Linked DNA regions of Homo sapiens: regions 1 and 3 are each linked to region 2. Evidence: chromatin contacts called from ENCODE Hi-C data. All regions are on one chromosome and are shown on one strand. Each heading gives the region's core, a stretch centred on a gene start or an enhancer-like site at or near the end of the contact. The rest is flanking DNA. Distances are from core to core; before and after follow the strand shown.

Region 1 (3,323 bases), core at 175-2,674, 580 kb before region 2:
CTAACTTTTTCTCCTATTGTTACAGGTTAATGTCAACAATCAGAATACTAATATAGTAAGAGTTAATTAATTTTTTGGATTCATACATAATTTTTAAGTAATATGCCAACTGTCCAAATACTATGTACTGGTTTTCTTGCCTATTAATTTGATGCTTCCTTTTCATATAATTTTTCCCCATAATGAGATATCACCTTACAATAGTGAGGATGGCTGTTATCAAAAGAACAAAAGATAAAAAGTGTTGGTGAGGATGTGGAGAAATTCGAACTCTGGCGCAGATGGTGGGAATGTAAAATGGTATAGCCGCTATGGAAAACAGTAGGGAGGTTCCTCAAAAAGAGGAAAACAGAACTAATATAGGATCCAGCCATTCCACTTTTAGGTATTTATCCAAAAGAATTGAAATCATGATCTTGGAGAAATATTAACATGCTCATGTTCATTGTAGCACTGTCAAGATGAGCTAAGATGTGGAAACAACCTAAATGTTCATCAATGGGCGAATAAAGAAAATGGGTAGATACAGACAGTGGAATATTACTCGGCCTTAAAAAAAAATGAAAATCGTGCCATATGTGACAACATGGATGGACCTGAAGGACAGTATGCAAAGGGAAATAAGCCAGTCACACGAGCATTAACTGATTTTCCTACATGCAGTAAGCATCCTCTTAGTCATCTCTTCTTACTGATTCCCTGCCTCTATGGTAGCTTTTATTAAGGTGGTCGACCAAGAATGGGAATAATTATGGCTATTATTTGTTGGGCATTTATTCTGTGCCAGTCCAGGGCTATGTGGTTGACATTTCTCTTTCTAGTCCTCACGGTGGTCCCACCTGGTAAGTATGGGCATCAGTGTGACATGTGGCGGTGAGTCCAGGCTCCGGACTGCACCACATGCGTTCAGCCCTGTTTTTTTCAGTTAGCAGCTGTGAAGGCTTCTGACTCACTCCAGGCCCTAGTTTTCTTATTTGTACAAAGTGGGTACTAATAGCACACAAACTAGAGGGTTTTAGCAAGAACTAAATGAGCTAACACATGCTAAACACTTAGGACAAAGCCTGCACATAGTAAGCAATTAAAAAAATCACTTTGTATTCTACATTATACAGAAAGAGAAAGTGAGTTAGAGAGATTAAGTAACTTGTCTGTGCTGGAATTCAATCCAAGGCCTTTGACCTGTTTTATGCCAAAGCTCAATCTCTTCTCAACTATGTGGGAACATGCAGAAATAGCTTGTTGTTGTCAGAACTGGGTTTTGAATGCAGCTATTGGGTTTTGCCACACGCTAACCTGCCTTTGGGCCTAGATGGTGGTTTGTCTTGGCTGGTCGGATACGGAGGGCTGGAGGTTCCTCATTTTATCCTCTTTTACTGTACCCCTCTACGTTGGCCTTCAGGGGGCGCCATTGAGCTGTATTCGCTAGGTTCCAGGAGGAAGGACCTCAGTACAATTTGAAATTACACATGATGAAAAGAAAAACTCAAAGGCCGAAATCCAAACTGCTAAGACTTTTGTCTTTATGAAAAAACAGTTCCTGAAAAACAAAATTCCTCCCCTGGAAGAATGAGAGGACTTTTCAGAAGTCAAGGTTATTGCAATGTTTTTTTTTTTTTTTTTTTCTGTGCTCAACATATCTGTACTTAAAAAAAAAAAACAACAAACAAAAACTATAAAGTTACTTCAAAATAGAACAAAACAAAAAAGCACCAAAGACACTGAAATACAAAAACTTTGGAGACCGGAGATAATTTTCAGAACCTGCAACCTTAACCTTGTCAGGGAAGGTGTTCTAAAACCTGTCTCTCCATCCACAGAATAAAACAAATGTTTAACTCTGGTTAATGCTAACAAGGATCTAACACATCAGAGAGCATGGAAGCCCTGGAAAATAATTGCGACCAATTTTCCTTTGCTGATTTGCCAAATCTGAGGTTCCAGACGGCATGACTTCCCTGGAAGCATTCAACAGGAAAGCCCACCTGTCTCCATGGCCAGCCTTAGCCCACCTGGGGCCTTGCCACACCTACTATCTGACCTCTGGCCTAATCCCAATGCCAGCCTGTGAAGCCAGCTTCTATGTGGAACCAGTGCTCTTGGAGAATTGTCAAAGCCCTATGATGACCCTTTGTCCACAAATGGTGTACAGTCTGATCATTCTTTGTCTCTCTCTCTCCTCTCAGGCATACATTAAGTGTGGGAGAGAGCTATCCTGCTCAAAAGAGAGTGCTCCCCATTCTGACACATCTGGAAATCATCTGGCAAATGTCTTCTGACCGTCTCTGAGTGAAAAAGCCTTCGAGTGCATCAGCCCATTTCAGCTCCACAACTTTCTCTTGTGATCATCCCTGTTTTACAGGATATGGAGGGGTAAGGTGACTTCAGTGTCACCTAGCTCCTGGAGTCGCTATGTCGAGGTTCTGGCTCTTTTGATTTAAGTCCAGGAGTCTATAAATGACCAGATCTTCCACTTTTGCTGAGCAGAACCTGAGGCTGAAGCTAAAATTCACACAGCTTCATCCTTCATTGGCTGTCTCTCCTCACCTTTGCAGGGCTTCCTGGGGCTGTCCTGATAAGAGAACCTTTGCTATGATCCCCTCAAATCCCTCCCTTTGGCAAAATGATTAGGGCCTATCTGATGGAATGTGAGGTACACTCAGAAGTCCCCTCCAATCTCCCGCAGGGTCCCCGATTTTGATCTTAGCCTTCCTGGCTTCATGCTCACCACTACCTGCTGCAGCCCTGGCCAGAATCCTTCCATTCTGTAGAATGCAAACACCTTCAGAAGGGGATGGCTACTTTCATCCCTAAGGTCTTACTGTGATCTGGTTTAGAACTCTTTTCTTTGCGGAAGGGGGAAAACTAGGAGTAGGAAGCAAAAGGAGAAGGGTCAGGAAGTGCTAAGGGGAAGGGATGGGGTGCTGCCTTTCCATGTGGCTGACGGCCGAACTTGGTTCTGGGTGCATGGGTTCTGAAAGCACCCTCGATGACACAAAGTGTGTTTAAATACAGGGTGTCCTGATGTGGGATGCAAAACAACACCCACCCTCTCCCCCGGCCTACCCTCATAAGCCGAATATTAATTTTACACTCCACAAACACTTTGATGGCATCAATGCGGTATAACAGTACATTCTGTTTTCTGCCATGCAGTGTGGGTGATCACTCAGTGCTCTTCGGTAGTGATGAAAGAATCAGACTCCACTGCAGAAAACACCTCATTCTATTCTCAGAAGGTCAGTCATGAGAAATGGAGCTTTCTTTAAAACAGGCTTACAGAAAACAAAAACACGAACTTTTTAGCTTATTAACGAAAAAGC
Region 2 (3,294 bases), core at 688-3,187:
TAAAGATGGTATTATATTTCTTCACAGCTAATAGCCAGACTATGAAATCATCCAGCAAGCAACTCCCAAGCCATGTGAATCAGTCGTAACACATTTCCTTCATTTTTATAACCCTGGAGATGGAAGAAGGGCCAGGAGGTAGATGAAGGGGAGGGTTATTGCCAGGTATTGTTAACTTTGTCCCTGGGTAATTGAAGTAAGAGCAGTCCAGGTCAGATTAGAAGCAAGATCTTGGAAAAGCTTGGATATAACAGGGACCTGGTAGACCCATATTGGATTGATTATGAAGCAGGAAGTGAAATCTGACATGCCTGACATTTAACACCCTAACCACATCCTGTCTCCTAGATGATGAGAATAAAGATATTGTATATTCAGTGGCACTGACATTTTTATGCCTCTTAACGAAAAGGGAAACAACTTTCTGGGACTGGTTGAAAGGATAAGGAAGCAGAGAACACCTTCACGGCCTTTAAGGAAGATAGGGGATTTGAGTAGGAAGTTGTATAAGGAAGGAAACATCAAGTCCTATATTTTGGGTGAATAAAGCAAACTAAGTTGCATCAGCCTGGGCAAAGAATGTTTTGAGTGAGGAAAATAAATGAAATAGCAATTGAAAACAGAAAAATCCAGTAATGATTTCTTTATTACCTGAAATACTTGAGATTTTTCAATGTTTTCACTCTCAACGTTTTCAACAATTTTCAGAACTAAAGGTATTTTAAAACTTGTATTAACTGTTGAAGGCTACTTGAGGATGCATAGGATTGAAGCACTGGTAGGTGTCTAGCTTAATAGCACATCTCAATAGCACATCTTGTATTTATATAATACAGCTTGAGGATTTCAACAGGTCTCTCAAAATGACCCCCTTCAGCAGCCCAGTCCACCTCCAAGTGCCCTCTTCTAAACAACTGAAAATAAGCAGGAAACAATTTCTTGTTATCGCTGGGAAAGAGATAGTTCTATTTCCCGAGTAATCGGTTTCCATGCATAAACAGCAAGAAAATATTCTTTTTGCCATTCTGAACCTAAATCACTCTTGCTGTAATTTATGATCATTTTCTCATATTCCATATTAAATAAAAGTGGAAAATAGCTCACTATTTCTTTTATTATAAGATTGTAGTTGACATCAGTAGATAATATCCATTCGACTGTATTCAGAGGAGTGGAAGGACAGGTGATTTTATCTAACATGGAACCATAGCCCCCAAATATGATGGAGCTGAGTAAAATCACTTGGTGGCCTGCCAGGAATGACACCACAGAAAATGTCATCAATGGTAATAGCAACAATAATATCTAGCTCCTCAACAGCATTTTATAATTTTGGAGAATATTTTCACATAAATCATCACATTTGATAGCCTTTTAAATTTTTATTTTAAAATGTATTTAACTTATTGAGAACTCTTACCTCACAATCATGCAAGCCACTTAAAATTTCCAGAAAGAAAACATAAATTTCCTATGAACTCAGCACTCTTCCCTGTTTGTCACTTTTGCTTTTGTTTCTCATGGATTTCATTCTTCTCTTCTCCAAAGTATTTCATCCTTATTTTGGTTCTTTCCTGTTCTCTTTTGCACACTCATCCGTCTGATTTCCAAGAACGTGATTCTCTTCTTTTATGTTTCCCCCCAAGGAAATGAAAGAAGAGTTTTGAAGAGACAGCTGCCCTCCATGCTCACGGCAGCATCATTCAAAACAGCTAAGATGAAGAAACAACTAAAAAAGTCTGTTGAGAAATGAATAAAGAAATACAATAATTTGTTTTTTTCTTCTTCCCACTTTCAACTTGTGAGACCCCATCACTGCCTTTTGGACTCTTGCTTCTTTTCTGATTCATGTTCCTGTTCACCATCACCTGCCCCACAGCACCCTCACAGGAAAAGAAAAAAAAAAGCCAAAACAAAACCGATCTCTTTGTTCACTGGATCAAAAGTCTTTTATTATAGTGCATTCAGACATTCAGAATACATATATGAGGCCTGCTATTCCTCACATGTTTGAGGGGAAGCAAGTAGTGTTTTTTACTTTTATTTTCTTTTGCCCTTGTTACTACCAAAACTACACACACACACACACACACACACACACACACACACACACCCTGTGTGCATGAATCTGCAGAAACTATTTTGTGAGTTCCTTTTACTATTTTACTGAGACATAGCATTAGTCTCACTTGTTGGTGGAAAATATTTGTATTTATCAAGGAACCTGACATCAGAAACCAGCTGGTCAATCTTACTTGCTTTCTAGTTGAGTCAACTCTATGTTGTTGAAAGGTCATAGGATTTGGGGAAAAAAAAGACAAAGATTTAGGCCAAAAAGACCTGTCACTCACTGGGACATGGATCAGACACTGAGTCCTCCCTGGGCACCAGTCATCTCTTCTGTGGAAGGGAAACCCTGCTTTCTGCACTGCCTCTCTCATGGTGATAAAAGGAATAATGGGATCGTGAATATAAATGCTTCATAAACTCTGAAGTTCTATAGGTTAAATTAAATAAGCTGGAGGCCACTAGCCTGAGTCTGTCTCCATACTTTGAGTTCCTACGTAGCAAAGTACAACCTAACTTAGCACTTAAACCTAACTTAGGAGTATAATAAACAGAAGTGTTTCAGCCAGTCACAGGCAGTCAACTCATCATACCGTACTCAAATAAGGCAGACATCTTAGCTGTGGCCAATAAAATGATTCTTCTACTTTACTTCTGTGTCTGCCAATAAAAGCTCGCTGCTCACTCTCCTAAAAAAAAAAAAAGCTCTCTGAACCTCTTCTGATTCTTAGAGTTGCCTGACGCCTGAATCATTTTTTGCTCATGTAAATTCTTTTAAATTTAATTTGCCTGAAGTTTTTCTTTTAACATATGCCTGAATATGATTCTTGATCATTTTTAAAGCCCCAAGTTTTAATTTGCAATGGTAGTATATCACAGTGGTCAGGAATATATAGACTTTGAAGGCAAAACGTCTGAGTTTATATCCAGGTTTTGCTGTTATAGTAGTGTGACCTTGCGCAAGTCATTACTTAACTTCTCTATGCCTCAGTTTTCTCATAATAATGGCACCTACATTAAAGGGTCATTATAATCCCATTACTAGTGGATATATGCAAAGTAGTTAGAAAAGTAGTAGGTACTTTATAAAGTCACCTGCTATTTTATTGTTGTTGTTAGTTTTTGTTATTTTATTTATTTTCATAATTTCATTTTTAACTTCTTTCTCTCCAAAGCACGAGCTAAAGATCTTTGTTGGCCTATGTTCAATGCCCACGTCTTCAGGAC
Region 3 (3,241 bases), core at 517-3,016, 780 kb before region 2:
AGTGTGGTTACGACTTGACAGAGGGAAAGGCGAAGGGTAGAGAGGTGTGACCAGGTGGGCACATGTTCCAGACGGACGGAGCCACAGGAGCGTGAATGTGTCTGGGGGCTCTGGGAAGTGCCGTGCAGTTTTACATGGCCACAGCATGGCCACGTGGAAGGAATGGTCCAAAGAGGCAGAAGTTTGGTGCCAAGCCGACTTGAGTTTGAGTCCTGGCTTGATCAGTCAAACCACCAGAGTCTTTGAGGGGGCATGGGATGATTAAACAAGTATTTTGGGACTATATCTCTTGTGTTGGCATGAGGGACAGATTAGAGAATTAGAGGCAGAAACTAACTTTTGAGGGAGGCAGAGAAAGTGTCGTCATTTCCATTTTTCAGGATGGGAAACTGAGTCTCAGAGACCCTATGACTTGCCCAGGTCATGTAGCTGTGAAGTGGGGAAGCAGGGGTCAGAAGCCAGGGTGCCTGCCTGCTAGTTAGCCCAGCGTTCTTTCCTGTGCCTCTCCCCTTTCCTGGAGCCACCCACAAACTTTGTGCCTGGCAGTCACTGTTCCTGAAGGAAAATGCACCTGGAAGGTGGTAGCCAGGATCAGAAAGGCAGGTGAGTCTGGGAATGGATAAAGCCCTGCACCCTTGCACTGCTTCTTTTGGGAACACAGAGGCCACGTGTATCTACAGTTGCACTTAGCATCTGAGGAAGCTGGGAAGCCCTCACTGGAAGGGAAGACACGGAGGCACCTTCATCTACACCAACAAAGTGAAAGTAAGCAATCACTAATGAGTGGGCTGTTGAGGCCACCAGCAAAGTTGTTTTTAGTTGAACTAAAAATGGCAAGTAGAGACCACAATTATCCCTATGGTTATCTCAGTTCCCCACATCAATGGCCAGATGCAACCTGAACCTGTGATAGCCTCGGAAAAACACAGCCTGATGAAGCATAAAAGAAAAAAGTAGGCAAGGAAGGAGGAGGGATGAAGGCAAGAAATAAGGTGCAAGGTTCAGGGGCTTTGAAGACAGACAGATTTGGGTCAAATCCCAGATTTCCCACTTATTGGCTGTGTTTAGCTTGAACAAATTCTTAGCCTTTCTGAGTCTTTTTTCCAGTTGTGAACAACAATAATACCTACCTTAAAGGGATAGTGTACAGATATAGTATGAAATAATATTTAACAAAACACTATGTAAAGAACCTAGCACTGTGTCTGATATAGGCTCCCAATAAGCGGTAGTTTGAGTGATGATGATTATTCTGCCGATGATGGGCAAGGCCAAGGCAGGGTGGGTCTGGCTGATGAGCGGGGGTCCCATGCTGTGCCCTCGTTTCCTCTGTCCTGGGCCTCATCGTTTCCCAGCCTACATTCCTGGCCTTGCTTTCCATTTCCAGGCTTGATTTTAACCTGAGACACAGTAGCTCACCTTCCTCCCTGTGCCTGCCTCCGAGGTGAACTCACAGAATCCTAGAAGCTTAGCGGTGAGAGGGACCTAGGCAAAGCCTGACCCTACCCTGTTATTTCATAAGTGGAGAAACTTAGGGTCCCTAAGTTTCTGCAGGGGGGCCTGTTCAAGAGGAATAATGTGTCTTACCCAGCTTCAGAAAGAGTCGATTGCTGACCCATCCTGTGCTTCAGATTTCCCCCTGGGTGGAAGTGAAGACAGGGGAGGGTAGGGGTCGAGGGGGGATCCTACTAGAATGGGCAATCCTGAACTAACCTGCACTTTGTTGGCGAGGTGTGCTTTGGCCAGCAGGTGGCGCCATATACTTCCAGATCGCAAAAGTGAAACTGACCTGGTTGAAAAGTAGTCTGCCTCTGACGGTTAAGAGGGCTTGGCTATACCCAGAAAGCTCTTAATAATGCTTAGAATATTTAACAGAGATATATAAAATATTGGGCCTTCTAGTCATTGCTGGGGTGATAAAATGACCGTGAAAGACATAAAAAAATTTAAATTGTGATTTAAATATAGAAGTTTATCATTCTAGAGAGATTAGACTGGCTCGAAGAGGAAGTTGTTACCATGTGTTAGAGTCTATGAGATTCCATGTGCTTTACATTTTCCTGACAATAAAGCTGACATAATACCATGACTCCCATTTTACAGATGAGAAGTCTGAGGCCCAGAGAGGTTAAGATGCATGCTCATGGTCCATACACGGCTAGTCAGGGCAGAGCTGCTATGTATCTATATATTCAACATTTATACAGGGTTTATTATGAGCAGACATTATTTTAAGTGCTTTATAAGTATCTACTCATTTAATCCCAGTAACAACTGTAGATAGCAGAACAGGCACTTTTGAAAGCACAGGTTAGTCTGGGTCAAAATTCATGGGCTTTCCCAGGAACAGGCCAGCTCCTGTCTCCCGGAGGCCTGAGTCCAAATTCTTTTTCAGTTGCTTTCATATGAATTTGGTAACTCGCTTACCCTCTCTGAGTTGTGGGTTTCTCATTCGTAAGCTGATGATAATGAAACCAACCCCATGTGGCTGTTGAGAAGATCAATTAGTAGAACACATGACACAGAATTAACCACAAAGTCATATTCCTTGTTAAGGGATTATTTTTACCACAGACACCTAATAGATGAATTCACATAAACGCATGTTTGTTGCAGGATTATGTGTAGGGGTGAAAAGCCTAAGTGTACTATGACAGGGAAATCAGTTAATGCAGTGTGAAATGCTACGCTATTTTTTTTTTTTTTGAGATGGAATCTCCCTCCTGTCGCCCAGGCTGGAGAGCAGTGACGCGATCTCAGCTCACTGCAACCTCCACCTCCCGGGTTCAAGTGATTCTCCTGCCTCAGCCTCCTGAGTAGCTGGGATTACAGGCATGCGCCAACACTCTTGGCTAATTTTTTGCATTTTTAGTAGAGATGGTGTTTCACCATGTTGGTCAGGCTGGTCTCAAACTCCTGACCTCGTGATCCATCCGCCTCGGTCTCCCAAAGTGCTGGGATTACAGGCGTGAGCCACCGCGCCCAGCCTGCTATTTTAAACAAATATTTGGGCACTGAACAATGTCCTACAGACACATTTAGAAAATAAAATACACTAGGAGCTCCATGGAGCTCATATTCTTGGGGCAGCTGACAGGGCACACCAATGTCAGAGGGGAGAATTGGCACAAGGCATCCTTACCTAGTGTGAGGCACCGAGGAGAGAGAGCTTCTCTGAGAAAAAGACATGGAAGTGAAATGTGAAGCAAAAGGAAGAGTTAGTCAAATGATGGGTGGAGGG

What was found. A loop is a pair of places that touch in the nucleus more often than their neighbours do. Pooled maps may share reads with other maps.
Region 1: a loop to region 2 is called in a pooled map, with 2.6 times the contacts of the local background. The contact joins two enhancer-like sites. A Hi-C loop is called at or near these places in 1 of 168 maps with a recorded cell type or tissue (CD8-positive, alpha-beta T cell) and 9 of 50 pooled maps.
Region 3: a loop to region 2 is called in a pooled map, with 3 times the contacts of the local background. The contact joins two enhancer-like sites. A Hi-C loop is called at or near these places in 1 of 168 maps with a recorded cell type or tissue (CD4-positive, alpha-beta memory T cell), 1 of 37 single-sample maps with no recorded cell type and 4 of 50 pooled maps.

The regions. Positions count from the first base shown.
Region 1 is chr11:128,628,637-128,631,959 of GRCh38, reverse strand. No RefSeq gene overlaps it. Among named protein-coding and RNA genes, the nearest start is that of ETS1, 43 kb to the right of the region's middle. Within about 2 kb of position 1,424, at least 12 of the 41 ENCODE cell types and tissues checked have a DNase peak (open chromatin) inside an H3K27ac peak, as active enhancers do; they include CD8-positive, alpha-beta T cell, where a contact is called at or near this core.
Region 2 is chr11:128,050,059-128,053,352 of GRCh38, reverse strand. LOC107984374 (a long non-coding RNA gene) reads left to right here. Exons shown (of 2, transcript XR_001748082.2): 2 at 1,647-1,770. Among named protein-coding and RNA genes, the nearest start is that of LINC02725, 44 kb to the left of the region's middle. Within about 2 kb of position 1,937, at least 2 of the 41 ENCODE cell types and tissues checked have a DNase peak (open chromatin) inside an H3K27ac peak, as active enhancers do; they include CD8-positive, alpha-beta T cell, where a contact is called at or near this core.
Region 3 is chr11:128,829,861-128,833,101 of GRCh38, reverse strand. No RefSeq gene overlaps it. Among named protein-coding and RNA genes, the nearest start is that of KCNJ1, 36 kb to the left of the region's middle. Within about 2 kb of position 1,766, at least 14 of the 41 ENCODE cell types and tissues checked have a DNase peak (open chromatin) inside an H3K27ac peak, as active enhancers do.